Regions from separate parts of the Homo sapiens genome. Here region 2 is linked to region 1. The links are chromatin loops, found by intact Hi-C in ENCODE. Cell type or tissue: endothelial cell of umbilical vein. All regions are shown on one strand. Links, peaks and the distances in the headings refer to the core of each region. The heading gives the core; the rest is flanking DNA.

Region 1 (2,917 bases), core at 247-2,746:
TCCCAGGGCCTCCTAAACTCCTGGTTAACTTCCAACCTCACCCTCTAGCAGACCTGGCTCCAGCCACACTGACATCTGACAGTTCTCAGAGGCACTGCATTCTCTGGCCTTCGCATGTGCCACCCCTTCTGCCTGGGATGAGAGACTTGGCAGACTGTTTTCTGCCTGGTGAACCACATACACTTCAAAATATACGGATATTCCTTACGGGTCACTTTCAGCATGAAGTCATCTATAACCTGCCATCCCAGGAAGGATTAAACGCACCATCTTCAGAGGTGTTGAACAGCAAAAAAGCAGAAACTGTAATAGAACTGCCTTCTGTATCATTTTTGAGTTTTAAACCCTTCAATAACTGCAGGTTCCAAGAGTTTCTACTATACCCAGCATACTGTCCCTCTGCCCGTCAAACGAATTTATTTGTTGTGTCCTGTTCACAAATATCCCCAAGCCTAAGTCATCACACACATCAAGCTCTTCACCTGGATGTCTTTCTGCCCTGAGCCAAATTAGGAGAAATGGCTGGCAATACTCCACAGTTTGCAAAGTGCTCTCAAACACATCATCTCATTTGGCCTTCACAGTCACCAGGTGAGTCAGCTGCATGGGCATTATCATTCTTACTTCCAGCTGAGCCACCTGAAGGGAACGGGGCTAAATGGCTTGATCAAAGTGGCCCAAGTAGACGGAGGGCCAGGATCAGAATAGAGATCTTCTGGCTGTCATTCCAGGGCTTGTCTAATGCACCAACTTGCAAATCAGAGGTGGCACCACGGGTCGGTGTCCTCCAAGAGGACTCTCCATGTGGACCAGTTGCCTTGCAGGGTGATCCTATTCTATTAGGGTATGATGGGCATCAGGAAATCATGGAGAAGGAATTAGAACCTTGTGTTTTAGTCCTGGCTTTGCCCCCTGCCTTGCTTGGATAGGACTCAGCTAAGGCACTCACTGTCTTTGAATTTGTTTTCTCATCTGGAAAGTGGGAGTAACTTCTTTTTTTTAATCATGCCCATCTTGCTGTGAGATCAAATGAGGCCATGGATGTGAAGGTTCTTCGACATGACTATAAAACATCACTAAGTCCTAAGTAGGTATCCTATTCTGGGGCGTGATTTGACTTCTCCTGGGAAGTATGTGAACTGATGAACCACAGGAAAGTGGGGTGCATCATTTTCTGTTGTGTTAGGGCCTCTGTTTCCTTCTCCTTTAGGCTTTTGCTGGGACTGAGCTCTGGGTTTTCTGCGCTGAAGCTGCAGAAGCAGCCCCCAGACCCTGCCCCTGTACCACAGCCACCTTGGATGGCAGTTCACATCACACTCCCCGGGAAGGGCTGGATGCAAGGCAGAAGCAGGCGAAAAGAGGGGCATTCTGCTCACATTTCTTTCCCTGCAGTACATTTTTGTCTTAACCCCTGCATTCCTAGACATCTGTACCCTTTTAATTTCTTGGTGAAAGCCTCCTCGTTGTATACTGCATTTATGTTTCTGCATAACATTTCCTTAAAGGAAAATGATGCAAACCACATCTCACAAAGCCTGAGAGAGGGCTGCAGAGCTTGACAAGGAGAGCCATCGATCTGAGCCCTTTATGATGTGGATGCTAAGCTATGCCAGCCTCTGAATGCTGGTGTCAGACCCAGGCATGACTCACAACACACACAGCTGGGCTAAGATCATAGAGAAATAGTGGAGAGTGTTTGGGGTGATCTGTCTCACACTCACTTTGGTGAACACATTTATGATCTTTCATGTCTGCAATACTTACTCTGAAAAAAAAATTTGTTTACCTGTCAGGTTTGAGATCGAATGATCTGTAGTTTGAACCCAAAGTATTGAAAAAAAAAATTTTTTTTTACAAGGTTTTGTTTACAAAGCCAAGAAAAGATAAAACATTTTAAGTTGGTACTGCCCTCGAAAATTATGGTGGATGTACACTTGGACTTTCTAAAACAAGATCTGAATAAAATAAGACACTTAACATGAAAAACTCTATTTAACACAATTTAATCTTTCTTTGATTCCTGAGTGGGTAATTCGGCATTTTACAGAACTTTGGGGTCACCATTATAAATATCAGCTGTCACTGTACTGGTAAAATATAAAATGTACCAGTTAATAATAGCTTTGCAATTCACAGAAAATCAGATAATGGAGGTTTTACCGTAACTGGAATTATGATGTTAAAAGAATCAATGCACTTTTCCAAAAGAGCCTAAATCATTTCTAGGAAATAATTCATGCCTTGTAAGAATTTACAAGGAAGTGCTTGATACTCCCTGGAAAAAATCAGTAGTTCTTCATTATTAAGTTTTCATTTTGCATGTGTACTTCATTGTATTATTATTGTGGTTAATCCTATGTCCACGGCCCTGGCCTCGAACCACACAGGCTCTTCTTAAATAAAGTGGAAGATTTCTTTGGCCTGTCCTAAATCCAAGGAACAATATGCAACTCTGCAAGTGCATATCACAAGAAGTCTTTTCAAGGTCGTGCTCTTGGTGACCCTTTGTTTAAAGGAATTTGGGCTGGATTTATAGTTGTCAGTTCTGAAGAATCAGGAAAGGGCAGGCCGTGAAGGGGTGGGGGAGGAAAAGAGAAGGAAAGAGGGAGGGAGGGAGGGAGGCAGAGGCTCATACCACACAGTACTGAGCCACCAAGGACAGAGTTTCTACACTGTTTCATTAGAACATGAAATCTACTCTGTTGTCTATGCGTCTGCTGTGAGCTGAAAAGAAGTCAGTTTACTTCCTCAGCATCTGGGGTCCCATAATTCTGAGTCGTGGCCACATTACCTCTGCTACTGAAAAGGCAAGAGCTGGGTTGCTCAGACAGCCCCGCAGTTCACACTGCCTGTGCTGCAGGCAGGAAGGTTTCCACCCAAAGGCCGGCAGAGGGAGGGTGTGCCCCTGGCGGGTGGG
Region 2 (2,917 bases), core at 102-2,601, 50 kb before region 1:
TATGGCTGACTTCTTTAAAAAAACCTGAAGAGAGGGACTGCTCAAACACACACACAAGAAGGTTGCAGATGGGAACCTATAGGTTGAAAAAAACTTAAGAGATACGTTAACCATCTGCAATGTATAGATGTTGTTTGGATTCTGATCCAAACTGTAAAAAACATTTATGAGATGGTTGGCAAAAAGTGAACACTAGCAGATTATTTGATGATACCGAGGAACTACTAGTTTTCAAGTGATATGATGGTTCTATTATGATTTTATAGTCTTTTTTTGAGACCTATGTTGACACTATTTTTTTTTTTTTTTTTTTGAGACGGAGTCTCGCTCTTTCACCCAGGCTGGAGTGCAGTGGCGTGATCTCTGCTCACTGCAAGCTCCACCTCCCGGGTTCACGCCATTCTCCTGCCTCAGCCTCCTGAGTAGCTGGGACTACAGGTGCCCGCCACCATGCCTGGCTAATTTTTTGTAGTTTTAGTAAAGACAGGGTTTCACCATGTTAGCCAGGATGGTCTCGATCTCCTGACCTCATGATCCGCCCACCTCAGCCTCCCAAAGTGCTGGGATTACAGGCATGAGCCACCGCGCCCAGCCTGTTGATACTATTTACAAGGGAAATTATATATCTGAGATTTGCTGTAAAATAATCTGGGATGGTGAAGGAGAGAGGAGGTAGACCACAGAGGAAGACATGATTGGCCTTGAGTTGATCATCAAAACTGGTGATGGGTACATGGTGATTCATTACACAATTCTCTTTACTTTTGTATAGGTTTGATATTTCCTGTTATAAAAAGCTTTTTTTTTTTTAAAGTGCTTAATTAACCTTGCAAGGATATAGGTTGGAAAGACAAGCACTAACTTCCTCACTTTAACCCAAATGCATAGAAATGCTTACTGGGCACCAACTAAAATGATCTGTAATCTTTTGTAGACAAGGCAAACTTTCCTTTTATAGATAATATGGATGTCAATTCTGCTGCCCATAGAAATGTATTTATCTTTTGTCCCTGGTCCACTTTTCATTTGTCACAGAATATGATCACTGTAAACAACTATTGAAGACAGTTCCAGTTTGAACTTTCCTATATTTTCTTCTAAATGCCATTTACAGAATGTCTCTCTTTACTTAAAAGCTTATTAAGGCTTAAAAATACTTAAGGATGATGAAGACCATGTATTGAAAAATCCCATTTCCTGAATCCATTTCCCATCTTATAAATTTCAAAACGGTCACAGGCGTTGGTCAGTAATCTGGTTACCTGCAGGCTTTCTTTGATGTCCTGGGCTTCAAGGCTTAGTGTGTGGGTGTGCACTCAGGGCAGGCCTTAGGAAGTCTGGGAGGACCAGGAGAGGAAGAACTTTCATGCCAAGGGTAAAGGAGGAACTGATGTAATGTCCTGGAGAGATTTCACTCTCCGTTCCTGCCCAGACCTTGGGAACAATGCAGGAGGGTGATAGTGCTTTGGATAATCCAACTCAGATTTTACTTTGGACTCAGGATCCAGGCAGGAACAGGACTTGGAGGAGCTTGATTTATTTATTTCTCCACAGATATCACTCAAAGAGGAAGTACTTGATGAAGCTGATAACATTAACAGTAGAGAACTGGATCCGAGGGTATTTAATTCCAGGCTCCTGGTGGTCTGGGCACAACCACTGTCAAGGCTGAGAGGCCTGCAATGAGACCCTGCAAGCTTTGTTTCAGTCTGCAAAGCAGTGCCCATGTATGGAGTAGGCTATGACATTCTCAGCCTGCTGCCTGCCGCCTCTGTTATTATAAGTTGGCAGCAGGGCATGGAAACTTACGAGACCAGAGCCGGCAGGCAGAGAAGCTCCGGACACAGGAAATGCACTGAGCGGACAGTGGGTGCATTAAATCCCCCAGATGTAGGAGTCTTCTGTCTAAAACAAGAAGATTTTTTTGGTCTGGCCTTGATGTCTGGGTTTGTTCTTGGTGAGCTGCCCAGCTGGAAAACTGGGAAATTATCCACATTGCCCTCATTCTGAAGGTCTTGATATGGAAGGGAAATATACAAGGAAGAGGGAGGGAAAGCCAGACATAATTAGTCCATGTGGGCACAGAAGGAAGGGAGGAAGAAAGACCAAGGACTGGCAGGGAACCGTCATTCTGGTTGGAAGTGTTTTCTGATCCCAAACCTTTTTCCTTGTAGACCTCTGTCAGACACAAATAATCCCTTCTTCTCACTGCCAAACGGCCTAAAATAAACCAGGACTTTAAGTGGGGTAATTTTCTTTACAAAAAGGTCTGATTTCTTATCCTTTCCTCTTATTAGAAAAGTTTCTCTACTTACAATTCATAAAAATTTGACCCAATTTAACCATGCTATAAATAATAAATAACCAGTAAACCTAAACAAACAGACAAAAAACTGCCTTTAGTGAAAGTTTTGACCGATAAGTTTCCAGGGAGAGCAAAGGCTAAGATCAAGTTTGCATCTCACACACCAGGATCACATTTCCACCACCGTGCTTTCCCTAAGCCCACGGATGCTGGTCAGAGAAGAAGGTCACCAGGGAGACGCAAATCAACAGGCCCAGGAGGTAATGCTCACTCAAGCCTCAGTCCACTGGGTTTCACTTTCTCCCTCTCCCAGTCATTTTGTTAAAAATTAGTGGGAAGTATGAATGATACACAGAGCTAGACAGAAGTCATAAGCTCAAGGTCTTGAGGTGGAATTCAAACTATATTTCATATACCACTCCCGGTCTCTTATGCCCATTATGGGTTGACTATCTCTCCCCCAAAATTCATAAGTTGAAGTCCTAACCCCTAGTACCCTCAGGATGTGATCTTATTTGGAAAGACGGTCCTTGCAGATGTAATTAGTTAGGATGAGGTCATTTTAAACATCCAATATGACTGGTGTCTTTATAAAAAGTATACTCTGGACTT

What was found. Hi-C counts contacts between places; a loop is a spot of excess contacts. Peaks named below come from ENCODE experiments on the same cell type or tissue, not always from the same donor. Only the 100,000 strongest peaks of a DNase experiment are listed, where the experiment ranks them.
Region 2: a loop joins it to region 1, with 3 times the contacts of the local background. A loop is called at or near these places in 5 of 110 quality-filtered maps.

What each region holds. Positions count from the first base shown.
Region 1 is chr12:11,813,287-11,816,203 of GRCh38, reverse strand. The region is part of intron 2 of ETV6 (ETS variant transcription factor 6); the gene reads right to left. Among named protein-coding and RNA genes, the nearest start is that of ETV6, 170 kb to the right of the region's middle. RefSeq lists a silencer at 1,515-1,809. In endothelial cell of umbilical vein, for the core only: no CTCF peak of the experiment used is centred there; DNase peaks (open chromatin) are centred at 1,653, 2,503 and 2,643; H3K27ac peaks cover 1,495 bases.
Region 2 is chr12:11,862,647-11,865,563 of GRCh38, reverse strand. The region is part of intron 4 of ETV6 (ETS variant transcription factor 6); the gene reads right to left. Among named protein-coding and RNA genes, the nearest start is that of BCL2L14, 210 kb to the left of the region's middle. In endothelial cell of umbilical vein, for the core only: no CTCF peak of the experiment used is centred there; DNase peaks (open chromatin) are centred at 1,403, 1,763, 1,853 and 2,533; H3K27ac peaks cover 2,046 bases.